Regions from separate parts of the Homo sapiens genome. Here region 1 is linked to region 2. The links are chromatin loops, found by intact Hi-C in ENCODE. Cell type or tissue: gastrocnemius medialis. All regions are shown on one strand. Each heading gives the region's core, and the rest is flanking DNA. Links, peaks and the distances in the headings are about the cores only. Region 1 overlaps MITF (melanocyte inducing transcription factor). Region 2 overlaps MITF (melanocyte inducing transcription factor).

Evidence for each region. Hi-C counts contacts between places; a loop is a spot of excess contacts. Peaks named below come from ENCODE experiments on the same cell type or tissue, not always from the same donor. Only the 100,000 strongest peaks of a DNase experiment are listed, where the experiment ranks them.
Region 1: a loop joins it to region 2, with 2.7 times the contacts of the local background. A loop is called at or near these places in 4 of 110 quality-filtered maps.

The regions. Positions count from the first base shown.
Region 1 is chr3:69,868,044-69,876,423 of GRCh38, forward strand. The region is part of intron 1 of MITF (melanocyte inducing transcription factor); the gene reads left to right. Among named protein-coding and RNA genes, the nearest start is that of SAMMSON, 130 kb to the right of the region's middle. In gastrocnemius medialis, for the core only: no CTCF peak of the experiment used is centred there; DNase peaks (open chromatin) are centred at 3,468 and 4,908; H3K4me3 peaks cover 1,163 bases; H3K27ac peaks cover 4,910 bases.
Region 2 is chr3:69,787,416-69,795,795 of GRCh38, forward strand. All of the region lies in intron 1 of MITF (melanocyte inducing transcription factor), which reads left to right. Among named protein-coding and RNA genes, the nearest start is that of MITF, 52 kb to the left of the region's middle. In gastrocnemius medialis, for the core only: a CTCF peak has its summit at 4,904; a DNase peak (open chromatin) is centred at 3,856; H3K4me3 peaks cover 1,333 bases; H3K27ac peaks cover 3,078 bases.

The sequences.
Region 1 (8,380 bases), core at 67-8,066, 80 kb after region 2:
TCTAGAATTTTGGCTCCCTAGAAAGTAACTTGTCAGCTTTGACTCGTTTTTAGATATTAAGATGTTCAGCAGATACCATTTCAGGAATTAAAACACAGACTAGAAGAATTCATTGCCTAACTTTTACTCATGTCCACATGGTTTGTGGGAACTATGCTAAGTATTGTGCTTGTATTAACACATTTAATTTTCACAACTGCTCTATGAAGAAGATATGTCTTTCCACCCCCATTTTGCAGCTGAGAAAACTGAGGCTTGGATAGGTGAAAAACCATGCCCAAGTGATACAGCTAAGAAATGACAGGGCTAGGAATTTGACCCAGGGATCCTGGCTCCAGGGCTTAATGCTATTATCTGTTGTGGTCTGTGGATTTTCACTTAAGATACTAAATGAATCAATATTTCTTCCTCTGCTTTTTTATCTAGTGGGTTTCTCCTATCCCTAGATTTCTGAATTACCAAACTGTAACTCATTTGAGCTCTTGAGGGGCCGTGTTTGGTCCTGATGCCACGGTTTTCGTCTACCAGGTGTATTTCCCTGAGTCCAGTTCACCATTGATTATAAGACAGCTATTGGCTGGGCGCGGTGGCTCACGCCTGTAATCCCAGCACTTTGGGAGGACAAGGCAGGTGGATCATGAGGTCAGGAGTTCAAGACCAGCCTGGCCAACATGATGAAATCCCGTCTCTACTAAAAATACAAAAATTAGCCAGGCATGGTGTCCCGGGCCTATAAACCCAGCTACTATGGAGGCTGAGAAAGGAGAATTGCTTGAACCTGGGAGGTGGAGGTTGCAGTAAGCCAAGATCGCACCACTGCACTCCAGCCTGGGAGACAGAGGCAAGACTCCATCTCAAAAAAAAAAAAAAAAGACAGCTATTTGGTGGAGAAAGAAACTTACTAAAATATATTCATTGATTATATGATCTCTTCTGACTTGGGAAATCTTAACATGTGGAGGGAAAGTTCCTCTTAGAATTAAGGAACTGTCGTAGATCCCTAGAGCCCAGAGTTCTCCGTCTCTGGATGATTCAAGCAAATGGTTTGAATAAGGGTGCACCAACTCTAAGGTTCTAGTATTATTAGATTCTATGAGGTAGAATATTTGTTGGGAGACAGACACCAACTTTACTCACTGAACAAATATTTATTTTGTTCTACTATGTGCTGGAGAGACAATATGTGAATAAAACATGTAAACATCTCTGCCCTCCTGGAGCAGATTGGACCAGGTCATGAAGGACCAAGCACATACCAGTTTCATCCCTGAGTCTGGCCCTCATTCTCATGGTTCAGGATGGCTTCTGAAGCTCCAGCCAGTGCAGCCAGATTACAGGAGACATGGTGGCAGAAGGTTTAGAGAAGGGGATCATTTGAAGGAGATTTTCTGTAGCTGATTCTGATACTCAGCCATGTTTGGAAATGAATACTAAAACATTCAAGATCACCTGTTTGTTTAGTAGGCGAGCTGGGACATGAGCCCACATACATCTCTCATTCTTAAGCCAGGACACTTTCCTCCATGTCTGACAAAATTCACATTCTCTTCCCCACCTCTAGTCAGCCTGGCCAGAGGTCTGAAAAGCCCTTCTGATACTGAATTCAGTGTTTTGGATGGAATCAAATGAGAAGGACTACTCACTCCTGCCAAATGGGCTATGAAACCACCCCAAAACATCTATCCATAAACTGCCCATGGCTTTTTGTGGGTACAGCACAACTGCTTTGTCATAAACAAAAGGAACCGATAGGCTGAATCTATAGGAACTGCCTCCCCCTCAGGAGGTACTATGAGATGGGTCGTATGAAGCTCCTCCTGCTCGTATGACTCACTTCACAATACCTCTCACCCCATGTCCTTCTCCAGCTGAGGATCCCACAATCTCCTAAGATGTAAACTTTAAGTTATGTTGAAATGGAGTCTTACGTAGAACTCCAGAAAACAGTTTCGGTGGTGTTCTTGGGGTTGTCTTAGAAGACTCTTGAGGATCTTTGTTCTTTCCTATTTTTCTTCACCTAGAACCACCATGGAGATGTATATATTTGATCTTTAATTTATATTATGCTATAGTACAGTTGCCGTAGTCAGTTGTATTTGAATTAATAAAAAAAACAGGCAAAAAAAAAAAAGCCAGTCTGTTTCATCACAAAAAGGAATTCTTAAGAATGTTTTGAAAGTGCCACCAACTGCACAAATCAGAGTTGGTAAATGGATACACACACACACACACACACACGTGTGTGTGTTTATATATATACACATACATATATACATGTATATATACACACATACATGTGTGTATATATGTATGTGTGTGTATATATACGTGTGTGTGTATATATATGTGTATAAATATATGTGTATATATATATGTGTGTGTATATATATATATATATTTTTTTTTTTTTGAGACGGAATCTCGCTCTGTCACCAGGCTGGAGTGCAGTGGCGGGATATCCGCTCACTGCAACCTTCACCTCCTGGGTTCAAGTGATTCTCCTGCCTCAGCCTCTTAAGTAGCTGGGACTACAGGCGTGTACCACCATGCCTAGCTAAATTTTGTATTGTTAGTAGAGACGGGGTTTCACCATGTTGGCCAGGATGGTCTCCATCTCTTGATCTCGTGATCCACCCACCTGGATATATATATTTTTAAATGGCAGTCTGGGTGTCTAACATTTCAGAGTGATTGGCACTTCTGTTATCTACTTAAATCTAATTGGCGAAACTTAGCATGTAGCCAGTCCAGCTCTGGAGACCTGGGAGATGTTGTGGGTGGGAGTGTGCCTAGCCAAAACAAAGAGAAAATAGGAAAATAGATGGGTGCTAGGTTTTATGAATTGTAGGTCTTAGGCTGAAACTTTGACTTTTTCCCCAGTATTACTGATATTTTTTAAATGTTACAAAACCAGCTGTAGTATCCCAGGGTACATCAAACTGGCTTAAGAAAAAATGGAGTTTGATTGGCCCTCGTGAAGTCCTTGTCCAGGGTTAGTCCAGGGCTATCATGACTTCAGGAATGATTTGATACAGGTGCTCAATGTCATATAAACACTGGCTCCCTCTTTCTTTGTTATTCCTTCTCATTAGTCCTCTGTTCTTTCTTTACTGTTTCCTCCAGTTTGGCTTTCTTCTCGGATAGATCCAGGAAGTTCCAGATTTACATCCTACCAGCTTTTCAAACCTTAGTTTAAAGAGACTCATTTTAACCTAATAGTTTCAGTTGAAGGAATAGGGATAACCCTTACTTGATTGTCTTGGGGCACAAGCACATTCCTGAGTTAGTCTTTGTGACCAGAAGGATGGATTTCCTGATTGGCCAGGGTCGTACTTCCATGTCTGGAGGTAGTGACAACACCATAACCTCATGAACTGAAAGTGAAGGAGGCTGGTTATTCAAGGTTAAATCAGGTACTTTACCAAACAAGTGGGACAGGATGCTGGGCAGCTATAAATGCCATGTGGCCACCATAAATCATTACTGCTATGTGTAAGGTTGCCTGTTAAACCATGACAGGTGTACCCATTCACTGCTCCTTAGATTACAGTTTGTACTTTTGTCTTTATTTCAACACAATGTTGGAAACTTTGCATCTTGGTTGACGTGTGCTAGACATGCAGTAATTGTTAAGTGATGGTGGTCTAAGGCTTTTGAATTTTCTCTGATCTGTTATAATGTCTAGAAAAACAGCCAGAGCATGCCCTGTGATTGGAACAATTATTTGAGTACAAACAGAAGGGCTTTCTACCTTTAAAAAGTTTATTCCAGTTCCTTTCACACTCATGTCTGAATTCTGTCATTAGTTTGTCATTGTGTTAGATTTTTAAAAATTGCTTTTTCTTTTAAAATACTCTCAGTGGAGCATCTTGCCATGCCGTATTAATTACTTTAAGGGATGAATTTCTCAAAGCCCTTTAAAACATGGCAGTTAGATGTGAATGGGATTCCACAGTTGGACAGAGTAAGCAAGAATTCTAGAGTACAGTCTAGTGAAAGGAAGCTTGATATGAAAAACAGAAAACTTGAGTGTGGGGCACTTCAACTTTATCTGCTTCATAACCTTTCAATGGTTTGGCTCTCAGAGGCGATTTCCTTGAAAGGAATTGAGTGTTAAGATTGTGCCAACCCATAATGGCATCTGTGGAAAATGGAGATCAGTCGTGGTCATAAAATGAGGAAATGGCAAAGTTCATATCCTTAGTTTAAAATATCTTTTAGTAAGAACTTGATATTCCTCTTAGTTGGAGTATACATAAGTGAGACACACTTTGGTAAAAAAAAAATAACCAACTTAAAAAAAATCTGCTGATGAAAATTGCCTGGAAGAGCATTGTTCGTATGTTACAGAGGTCTCTAAACATTTTTGATCCTTCTTCCTAGTTAATTTCTTTCAAGAAAACCTTCTCAACACATTTTCATTTGATTTATAAGTTATGTACATGTGCAACTATACTATTATATAACATGTACAAAAATAAAAAATGAAAGTGATAATATAAAATATATATGAAGAAATGTTTTAATTTTTTCTTCCTGCACCCAGGTTGTCATTTTTGGTATGGATTTTTGGAGAATACTGATATATTGGGAAACTTATTAAGGTTCTCCTTGATTTTTATCTAATCAGTCATTGAGATTAGTCTTTCCTGGTACCTGTTGAAGGTCCAGCTTAAAAAAAATGTGGAGAATCCTGAATGGATATGAAACATCTTCCATTTTTAGCAGCGAATTGAGGTCTCAGCATTAGAAAGAAAAGACTTCAGATTTTAAGTTGTGTGTGATTGGTGGTTCTTAATTTTTAGAATGCTTTTCTCCCTATGTACTGTGAAATGTACAAAGCTCTGGAGATAGGAGCATTGTCCAGTTGCGACACCATGATATCCTGCATGTCTAGCAGCACCTAGCTTTTGGAAAGCATTTGCGTGGGGCATGAGGCTATGTTTTGTAAGCCTTTGTATTTTAGCTATGCCAGAGACCTGGAGTATTTATTATCTGAGCTGCTCATGTTACCCCCAAAAAGGTGGAATCTTGGCAGATCTCCATTCTTTTTCTTGATGACTAAAACCCAAGTTAGGTGTTGACAGAAGTCCAGAAGATCTCAGTGTGAAGCCGAACTATGATATCTGGTACTTTCACATTTACATGGGTTACACTCCCAGCTATTTTAAGTACGAGGGATGATATAGTTTCTTATTAGTATTTTTTTCCACCATGCATGGTGAAAAACTCATCCTGAATCACTTTGGAAGGAATGGAAAGTTTGAGATAACAGAAGTGCCATTCACTCTGAAATGTTAGACACCCAGACTACCATTTAAAAAAAATATAGCCATTTACCAACTCTTATTTGTGCAGTTGGTGGCACTTCCAATAGATTGTTAAGAATTTCTTTTTGCTGGTGGAACGGACTGGTTGGGGGCAGTTCTTGTAGATTCAACCTATCAGTTCCTTTCATTTATGATAAAGCAGTTGTGCTGTACCCATAAAGGGCCGTTGGAAGTTTCTGGATAGATGTTTTTGTTTGGTCTCATAGCCTATTTGGCAGGAGTAAAGTAGTCTTTCTCCTTGTGTCCCATCCAACATGTTGCATTCAGTATCAGAAGGACTCTTCAGACCTCTGGGAAGGCTGATTGGAGGTGAGAAATGGAATGCGAATTTTCTCAGACATGGAAGAAAGTATTCTGGTCTAAGAATTAGAGGTATGGGTTCATGTTCCAGCTCTCCTACTATGCAGACAAGTGATCCTGGGTATTTTACTATTAGTTTCCAAACATCGGAATCAGTCAAGTGTCAGAATTGGCTGCAGAATTTTTGTGGACATATTGATTCCTGGGCCTTACCTAAACAAATCAGAATTTCCAGGAATGAGGCTGGACATTTTTATTTGAGATGAAGTTCTCAGCGAATTTTGTTTTTCTCAGCTAGCCTTTTGCATTTTGAAACCCCTGTAGCTTAACCCATACATGACATAGGTTTCTCCTTTGCCCAGGAGGTTAACACTATTGAACCTTCCTGTGTCTTCACTGTGTATATGAATATCCACCACTGTGCCTCCTGGACATAAATAAATTGTACATCAGTGCAAACAAATACTAGGCTTTGAGCTCTGTCAACCAAATGACTATGATGAAGATTATTTTTTACTGAATAAAAATGCTACAATTCCTACTTTATAGCTCATGAGAGATTTGCAGAATAAATTATCTTCTCTCTCCATCCCTGAAAAAGTTTTTTGAGTTCTCTCATTTAAATGGACATTGGCTAAACTTTACAAGACATATCTTCTGTGGTCCAAACTTGCACATAGGCATATAAAAAGTAGATTCCTTGTATCCAAAAGAAGAAGCATGCTCATGGTTTAATATTATTATTTTTACCACTAATTTTTGAACTGTATTCCAGTTTATTGGACCATGTTTCAGTCATTGTGCTAAGTTTTTCTATCTATTAAAAATTTTAATCCTCACCACAGTGCTGAGAGGCAGATGTATTGCGAAGCACAGAGATAGACTAACTGGGCCACAGTCACAAGTTACCGCACAGCCCAGCTGAACTCTGCCTGAGGAGTGGACTAAAGGAAACGCAAGGAAAAGTAGAACATTGCTTTAGCGTCTCTAGGTTTCTACTGATGACCAGAGTACTGTCTTAGAGGACTGTGATATTGAGACCAAAGACCAGTCCCTATGAGATAGTAAAAGAACACTGGCATCATGTCAAAGGTGAGGGGTGGGCAGACAGATGTTTGGATGCTGGAGCATTGAATTTAATGGAATTTCTGATATTGTTAGGTGGCTGACAAAGATAGAATAAAGTATTGGGATTTAGCAAAACGTCAGATAGTTCAGAGCCCATGTCCAAAATACCTATACCATCACAGAGAAGAGGGAGGCTTTGAAGGTTAAGAATGTAAATTCTGCCATAGAGGTAGGAACTCAGGTCACATTTGGTGGCCATCTGGTGTCTGTATACCTCCAGCCACTGTGCTGAACACTTTAATTTAGTGAACATTAACTGACCCAATCCCTGCAGCACATTAAAATGCTGGGTTTTGGAAAAGCCCAGAGAGGTCAAGTGGCTCATTAAAGCTCATGCAGCTCGGCAGTGACTGAGCTAGCCCTTGAGTCCAATCGGTGGCCCTCCTCCTCGAGCCATTGCTGACAAATTCCCAGTTCTCAGGGGAGTTGTGTGCCTGGCTTCAGTGATGCCGATACATGCCAGTAAAGGCATTTGTCTCTCTGCCCATCGGCTTTCAAAGGGAGCTTTCTGATGGTGAGATGCCCACCTTCCCATGTGGGACTTGATCAGAGTTCCGTAGTCTAGGTAACTGACTTAATTTTAAGGCGTCTCAGAAGAATTATGTGACTGTGGCTTTAAACTCTATGAGATTAGAAACCAGGTATTCCCAGCACCTGGCAATAACTATTTGTTGAATAAATGACCTTTACATAATCTGATTAAAAGGAATCAGACTCATGGAATTAGGATTATCTAGCGAAGATTCAGCTTCATGGCCTGGGATGAGTTCAGTTAGCTTTTAAAATTAAATACATTTGGACATCTCTCCTTGTGTATCATTAGTAGCTTCAGCATCACGTCCTCGTTTTAAAAAATAAGCATTGTTGCCACTTGTAATGTTCTCACATAAACCTCAATTTGGAGCTTAAGACATTATGCTCATTTGTCCTGCTAACATTGTGACATGCAGATATCCTTGTTTTTGTCTAGAAGGTGATAATTGCAGATTCAGTTACTTCTAAGAGAAAGGGATGTTTAGAAGATTGAGAGCAAAGCTGAGAATCTGGGAGTCATCTTTCACAATGTGGAAATATCCCGCAGGGAGTGTGTGCCATGAGGCGACTCTAATGCTTCCTTTGCACTTTTGGGTTTTTTTGCAGGAAGATTTATTAAAACACTGTCAATTAACTGAGCTGTGCTATATTTATATAACTATAAAAATATATTTGCTCTATTTTTTAGTGGGGTTTCTTTTCACTTATACTGGTCTACTTCATACATACGTATTTTTTTTTCAGACAGGATATTTCAGAAAATGCTTTGAATGATATTGTTGTCGACTTTCACGTATGAAGACTTAGTGCAGTTGATAACTAGAAATTTTAATTTAAGATGTCTTAAGAATGCTTTACTGTTAATTGAAAGGATTTCTTCCCCCAGTATCACAGCCAATGACTCGTCTTGAGCAGCTAATTAGTGCGATTATTCCACAGCTGCATTTGCTACAGCACAAAGGTTTGCTTCTGTTTTTATCAAAAGGATCAGTCTCTCTGGGAATGTTTTAACCTGACAGGCTTTGAATAGTAAGGCCGCTTATTTATTTATTTATTTTAAAATAACTGTTCCCCCCGCGCTTCCCCCC
Region 2 (8,380 bases), core at 327-8,326:
TTAATGAATAAACGACTAGATCAAGGTTTAACTTGTAAAGGATCTTGTTCCAAGTTCCTCTCTGTTTCTTAGTAGTACAGGCTAGACTAGACCAAATTGAAGGATTCTCTTTCTTTCCACTTTTTGAAAAGTCTTGGTGTTTGGTTTTTGAATTTGTAAAGCATTAAGTTGAATCTGTATCTGGCCGTGGTTTTCTATTCCAAATGCCTTTTGGATGAGTCAGTGTGAGGTTTCATTAGGGCAGTATAAATTACCCTCACTTTTTTTCTTTTTTTCTCTTCTTGATCTCAGTATGACTGCTCCTTATTTCTGACATTGAGCCTCATGTTTTAATACATAAAAGATTCCTGTTTTCACATGGATCTCCTACGTGTCCAACATTACATTTTATCCTACAAAAATTACACCACTGATAAAAATAAAATAGTTATTATTGAAAGGCATAAATAACAAGAATGGTGGTGGTAGCCAGAAGTTACTGAGTGCTGACTGTGTGCTGGGTAAGCGCTGTGCTAAGTGCTTTATTTGCATTGTTCTGTTTATTCATCACAGCAACCCTGTGAAGGAGATGCTGTCATTATCTCTGTTTTGAAGATGAGAAAACTGAGGTTAAATAAGGTTCACAAGGCTGCATAGACAGGCAGTGGTGGAGCCAAAACTTGAGCCCAGATCTCTTTCATTCTGGGACCTGTCTTCTTAACCACTATTTTCTTTTTCTTTTTTTTTTTAATTATTATACTTTAAGTTTTAGGGTACATGTGCACAATATGCAGGTTTGTTACATATGTATACATGTGCCATGTTGGTGTGCTGCACCCATTAACTTGTCATTTAGCATTAGGTATATCTCCTGATGCTATCCCTCCCCCCTCCCCCGACCCCACAACAGTCCCTGGTGTGTGATGTTCCCCTTCCTGTGTCCATGTGTTCTCATTGTTCAATTCCCACCTATGAGTGAGAACATGCGGTGTTTGGTTTTTTGTCCTTGTGATAACCACTATTTTCTCTCTCAGAGAAGCCACGATACTTTGAGTATGCTATATACCTAATGCTAAGTTTAAAATTTCTGGAAAGTTGCATTATGTCTGTAAATTCTTCTGCAGTTAGTGCTTCTGTATACTACTAGTGGTAGAAGATTGAAAGAGAACCCTTAACATCTTGGACCTTGGAAAAACTTGACCCAGAAGTCTTTCACCAAAAATTTGCATTTACCTGAAGAGCCAAAGCAATTTTGAGAAAGAAGAACAAATTTGAAGGACTCACACTTTCTGGTTTCAAAACACATTACAAAACTACAATAATCACAACAGTGTGGTATTGACATAAAGACACACAAATAGACCAATGTAATAGAATAGAGAGCTCAGAAGTGAACCCTTGCATATACGGTCAAATGATCTTTGACAAGGGTGCCAAGATGATTCAATGAAGTAAGGACAGTCTCTTCATCAAATGGGGTTGGGAAAACTAGATAGATGCAATGGAATGAAGTTGGACCCTTATCTTACACAAAGTACAAATATTAACTCAAGATGGATTCAAGACCTAAATGTAAGACCCAAAACTATAAAACTCCTAGAAGAAGATGTATGGAAAAAACATAGTGATATTGAACTTAGCAATGATTTATTGTATGTAACACCAAAAGCACAGGCAACAAAATAAAAAATTGACATAGGACAGTCTTCTAGGTGCTAGAAAAAAAAAGAAAACAGATGAATGCTACTCCATTAAACTTAAAATCTTTTGTGCATCAAATGACACAATCATCAGACTGCAGAGACAAACTGCAGAATGGTAAAAAGTATTTGCAAATCATATATCTAATAATTGGTTAATATCCAGAATGCATAAAGAACTCCCACAACTCAATCACAAAAAATAAAATAACCTGATTAAATAATTGGCAAAGGACTTTAAGAGACATTTCTCCAGAAGTGGTATACAGATGACCAACAAGCACGTGAAAAAGTGCTCAATGTCACTCATCATCTAAGAAATGCAAATCGGAACCACAGAGAAGTATCACCTCATACTCATTAGGATGGCTACTATTAAAGAAAAATAATGACTCTTGTTGAGAATGTAAAGAAAGTGGAACTCTTGTGCACTGTTGGTGGGATTGTAAAATGATACAGCTGCTACGGAAAGGAGCATAGAGGTTCATAAAAAATTAAAAATAGTAATCCCAGCACTTTGGGAGGCCAACTCAGGTGGATCACTTGAGGCCAGGAGTTCGAGACAACCCTGGGCAGCATGGCAAAACCCTATCTCTACTAAAAATAAAAAATTTAGCTGGGCGTGGTGGCACACACCTGTAGTCCCACATACTTGGGAGGCTGAGGCGTGCGAATTGCTTGAACCCAGGAGGCAGAGGCTGCAATGAATGGAGATCGCACCACTGCACTGCAGCCTGGGCAACAGAGTGAGACTGTGTCTCAGAAAAACAAACAAACAAACCTCTCATGTGATCCAGTAATCCCAGTTTTGTGTGCATGTATATATATATATATATCCAAAAGAATTGAAAGCAGGGTCCTATAGATAATTGCACATCCATGTTCATAGCAGTGCTAGTCACAATAGCCAAGAGTGGAAGCAACCCAAATGTCCATCAGCAGGTGAATGGATAAACAGAATGTGCTGCATACATACAATGGAGTATTATTCAGCCTTAAAAAGGGAGGAAATCCTGTCATATGCCATGCTACAACATAGATGAATCTTTAGGACATTATAGTAAGTTAAGTAAGCCAGTGACAAGAAGGTAAATACTGTATGAATCCACTTATAGTAAGTTAAGTAAGCCAGTGACAAGAAGGTAAATACTGTATGAATCCACTTACATGAGGTATGTAGAGGAGTCAAACTCATAGAGACAGAAAGTACAATGGTGGTTGCTAGGGGGAGGGGGTAGTGGGAAAAGGGGAGTTGGTATTTAATGGGTATAGAGCTTCAGTTTTGCGAGATGAAAAAGTTCTGGAGATCTCTTGCACAACAATGTGAATGTAATTAACATCAATGAACTGTATATTTAGAAATGGTTAAAATGGTAAATTTTATGTAACATGTTTGTTTATTTGTTTTTTACCACAATTTTAAAAATTTCACATTTATCACCTGGCACTAATTTTACTACTTCATTGAGTATTTCAACATCTTACTTGAAGTTGCAAACCCCAAGGCCACAGGCTGAATGTGGCCCATGGACAATCAGTTTTTGACAAATGTGAAATAGTGGTCAATATTTTTTAAAAATTAGGAACTTTCACATCAAAACCCCTATATCTCGCTTCTCTTGGAAAACTGGAGAATCTGGAAATTCCAAGTCCCTAGTCTGTCCAATCAACAAATGGCTGTAGCTGAGGAGCAGCACCCCACTTTCAGTCCTAGGCATGAAATTCAGATTCATTTCTCTCACTCTCGAATTTCTTATACAAGACCCAAGTCCTCGTGCAGATATACTAACTTCCTGGCCACAGTATTTGTAGGTTTAAGATATTAAACTTCTTAATTCCAAATGCATCCAATAATAATAGACCGTAGATGGTGGATGCTCTGCGAGCTCCCACACTAACTTCTTTTTAGAGACACTAATTTCTAGGTTTCTGCTTCTGTTTGAGGTCCTAGAGTTATCATCTCTGTATTTCTATATGAACAAATATAGTCCCAATGCCCTTTTTTCTTTTGCCATTTTGCGTACAGCAAATGTCCTGCAAGTCATGTTCTAAATATAGATGTGTTAAATTTCAAATGTGAAAGTTTTTGAAGGGTCTAAAGCCAGTTTGCTAATCAGGGAAATGCTGTGATTGGCGCCAGCACTTGCAGTCCCTGAGGGGGATTGTGAAATCCGGCCTCCGCAACTGTGATTCAAGTCTGGGATGAAAGAAAACTCCATGATCGCTGAAGAGCTCTCCAAGTTGTTTTCTTCTTAACAGCGTGGTGGTGGTGGTGGTGGTTTGAGTGTCATAACAGAGAAAAGACAAATACATGTTCCTGAGTTCATTTTACTAGTACTGGATTAATAGTATGGTAACAAATCATTATTTTGCAAGCAAAAACAACCATGTTTTGCAATTCTTTATGTGCAAGTTGTAAGAAAATGCCTGTCAATAGAAAGGAATCTAGAGACCCAAGAGGCTCAAGACCTCTTCATGGCAAGTTAAGAAGAATGGCTACTTATGCAAAATATAAAAACCTTGGGTATTTGAAAGTTCAAACTGGCACAGTTTTTTCTCTTTTAAATCTTATTATTCTGTTGTTTTTCAAGATAGGGCTGGTGGCATCTAATGGCAAGTAGAGGCAAAATACTGGAATGCAGCAGTTGTGCGTTTTTCAAAGCTATGCACTGCATGACATCCCTGTGTGTGCATTTAAGTGTGTATGCAAGAGGCATTATTAGAACTGCCTATATGTTTCATGCTGGGTCTATTTCATTGGTGCAGTAGAACTTGGAAAATGCAGTTTCATGCTTTGAATAATAGTGAACAACAGTAGAGGAGGCCTTAGTTTCCAAGACTGGTGGAGCAGAGGTATTCGGGGAACTTTCTGGGAATGAGACTTGGATAATTAAGTTGCTGTGCCCTGAGAGTTGCTCCTTGAAGTAGAGACGGATGTGCTGAATCCTCATCTGTACTTGCCAGAAGTGAAGCTGTCATCTAGCACAGTTGCTGCCTCTGTTTTTGAAAAGAGATATGACTAGTTGATTCCATCACTATCTGATGCAGAATTTTCAAAGATGAGTAGTGGATCAGAGAAACGAAACAAAACAAAGCCAACTGAACTAAACTGTGTTGCTAGCTGAAAGGGTCTGATAGTGAGCAAAGGGCCAGATGTTTGGAGTTGCTTTCTTCAATTTTATTTCACTGCTTTTATCCATTAAATTGGTCAACAGCAGCACTCACTGGTAAAAATAGGAACAACAGATTCAAGTTTTCCTATGTGCTGTTACAGTGATGCCCTTTTTTTCTTTCCTCTCTCATCTCCTTGCTTTTTCCTTCCCTCCCTTCTTAAGCTCAAGCTTTCATTATATGATTTTTTTTTTAAATTCCAAAAGAATAACGATAGTGTATAGATAAAATGTGGTTAATTTCCCTACTCACCATCCCTAATCCTACTCTTCTAAAGAAATCAATATTAAGAGTTTGGTTTATATCAACAATCCTTCCCCAACCCATGCAAATAAGATATGTATCTAGAGAAATTTGTTTTTCTAATTTTTACAAAAGTGGACTCGTTCTGGGTACAGAATCTTGTAACTTGACTTCCCTGGCATTATTTTATTGGCATCTCTCCAAATCAGTACATTTAGCTCAAAATCGCTACTTTTAATGGCTAATTTTTTTAATAGTATAGTTTTATCACAATTTATTCATAAAATTCCTTATTGATTGATTCCTCTGCCCCACTAAAAATTTCCTCTCCTCCACTAAAAAGATAGCATTGCATATTTTAATTACACATACATATTTTTAAAGCTTTACCCTGTATAATATTTGAAGAGGAAAATTAAAGGGTTTCTAAATGTTTCATTTGCTTTATTACTTTAAATTTTTTCTTGTTTTATGGGCTAAAGTCTTTAGCTTTTTTTTTTTTTTTTTTTTTTTTTTTTTTTTTAAACAGGGTCTCCCTCTGCCACCCATGCTGAAGTACAGTGGTGCAATCACCGTTCCTGGGCAACCTCGATTTCCTGGGCCGAAGTGATCTTCCCACTTCAGCCTCCTGAGTAGCTGGAACTATAGGCGCTTGCCACCACACCTGGCTAATTTTTTTGTATTTTTTGTAGAGATGGGGTTTCGCCATGTTGCCCAGGCTGGTCTTGAACTACTAGGCTCAAGCAGTCTGCCTGCTTCGGCCTCCCAAAGTGTTGGGATTACAGGCGTAAGCCACTGCACCCAGCCAGATTTTCTAATTTGCTGATTTACCTCTTTGAATTTTTGCATTATAGCTATCTATGCTGTATAGTGAAGGATTTCTCAAGCTCGGCATTTTAGTCATTTTAGGTCATATAGCTCTTTGGTGTGAGTAGCTGTGCTGTGTGTTGTGGAACACGTAGCGTCCCTGGCTTCTACCCATTAGATGCTCATAGCATGCACCCTCTCCCAATGCTCATAGCATGCACCCTCTCCCAATGCTCAAGTTATGATGACCAAAAATGTCTCTAGTCACTGCCAGATGTTCCTTGGGTGGAAAAATTGCTCCTGTTGAGAACCACTCCTATAATGTATATAAGGTATATATTTAAAAACCCAGTTATGTGGAAGAACACTACTTTTCTTTATGTATTCACCAACACTTGGCAACATGAATGTAATGTCACATGCATTAGAAGTGAATCTCAGTATTGGGCCCCAGATAGTGAGCTTCACTTAGTTCCTGTGTACAAGCCAGCACTGGAATGATCTTCAGTTTATGCCATTTTGGTATCCATAATGGCACATAGACAACAGTGTCCTCATTTATAAGTTGTGCTATCTCAATCAGACAGTTTGAATATTTTCTGGCTGTGGTGGGGCAACACCTACTCAAATGAGGCAGGAATGCCATTTGCGTCTGACATCATTTTCTTCGACTGGGATTTGAGCAGTTCACGAGGCACCCATTGTCCCACCCATGTCACCCCAGCTATATGAAGTGTATAGGAGGCAGTGGCATCCAGGTAGCCAACGACCTCTTTCCTCTCCTAGTATCTTTTCTACAGAGTCTCCCCCAACTTCTGGCCTTGAGCAAAATAGCCCCATTGGGAAGATCACTGAGGGAAACTGCTGTTTCCACATATTCTATAATCTTTTTCTGTGAAAAGGTGAGCTATATATATAATTATTTAAGTTTCTTCACATTTGCAGGTGGCTATTGTGGTTGGTCTGCTTAACGAAATAGGGTGTGGTGTTATGTATGTGAACAAAGCTGGGCATCAGGCCCTTCATCAGAAATGTGACCCCTTATTAAAGCATTGTTTTTTGTTTTTACAGAAAGTCAGATGGCTTTGTGTTGTTTGACGTGGTTCCTTTTCCAAATAGATGACTGTAAAGATGACCTGATGATCCTATGGACTGGGCTATAAACTTTGTGCATCTCCCTTCTTGTGCCTTAATGGCAAGGTAAGATGCTGGAGAACCAATTCTCATGTCCTTGGTTGGCATTTTAATCGTGGTAGCTTGGTCATCAGGGTAATGGCAACACGTTAAAATTCACATGCATTAAAAAAATAGCAGTGTCATCCAGGCTGCTTTGCATTTGTTATTTGTTTATTTATTTATACATAGATACACATCCATGTAGCTACTGCCCAGGTCAAGAATTAGGACATTTCCAGCACAGTAGAAGATTCCCTTTTCCCCATCTTAGCCAGTAAGCACTTCCCGAAAGAATCCATTAGTCTGACCTCAATCACTCTGACTTAGTTTTGTCTATTCTTGAACTCCACGGAAATGGAATCAAATAGTATTTGTTCTTTGGTGACTAGCTTTTTTAGTCTAACAGTATAGCTGAAGTACATTCGTACTGGGACATGTAACAGTAGTTTGTACTTTTTGATGCTGTGTGAGTAGTAGGCTCTGTATGAATAATTTATTCAATCTTTCTACTCATTATGGTGGGCATTTGGGTTCTTTCCTAGGTGAGGATATGAGGAACAAAGCTGCCCTGAATATCCCTGTACATGTCTTCAGTGGATGATGTATTTTCTTTTGGGTAAATACCTGGGAGTGGAATGGTTAGCTCATCTTTTGATAGATTTATTCTTAGTTATTTAAATGTTTTGATGCTGTTGTAAATAGATTTTCTTTTAAAATCTTAATTTTCTCCCAAGCGATGTATTATGTTTTCATTTGCAAACTAGTATATTTTAATAGATGCCATGAAACATGCATTAAAATTAATATTTGCCTCTTTTTAAGAGAGCCTGATATACGACACTTCTAATTTTTAAAAAACATATAGAAAATTACGTGATAACTCTTGATATAAATATTGCATTTGGTTTTTAAAAAACAATGAACTGTCTTACATTATTTAAAAATAAATCTAGGCTGGGCATAGCGGCTTATTCCTATAATCTTAGCACTTTGGGAGGCCGAGGTGGGAGGATCTCCTGAGCCCAGGAGTTTGAGACCAGCCTGGACAACATGACAAGACCTCATCTCTACAAAAATTTTAAAAATTGGCTGAGCATGGTGGTGTGTACCTGTGGTCCCAGCTACTTGGGAGGCTGAGGTGGGAGGATTGCTTGAGCCTGGGAGGTTGAGGCTGCAGTGAGCCCTCTTTGCACCATTGCACTCCTGCCTGGGTGACAGAGTGAAACCGTGTTTCAGAAAATAAAAGGTAAAAAATAAATCTAATTACAACATGCAAATATTTTCAAAATATTTCTCATACAAAG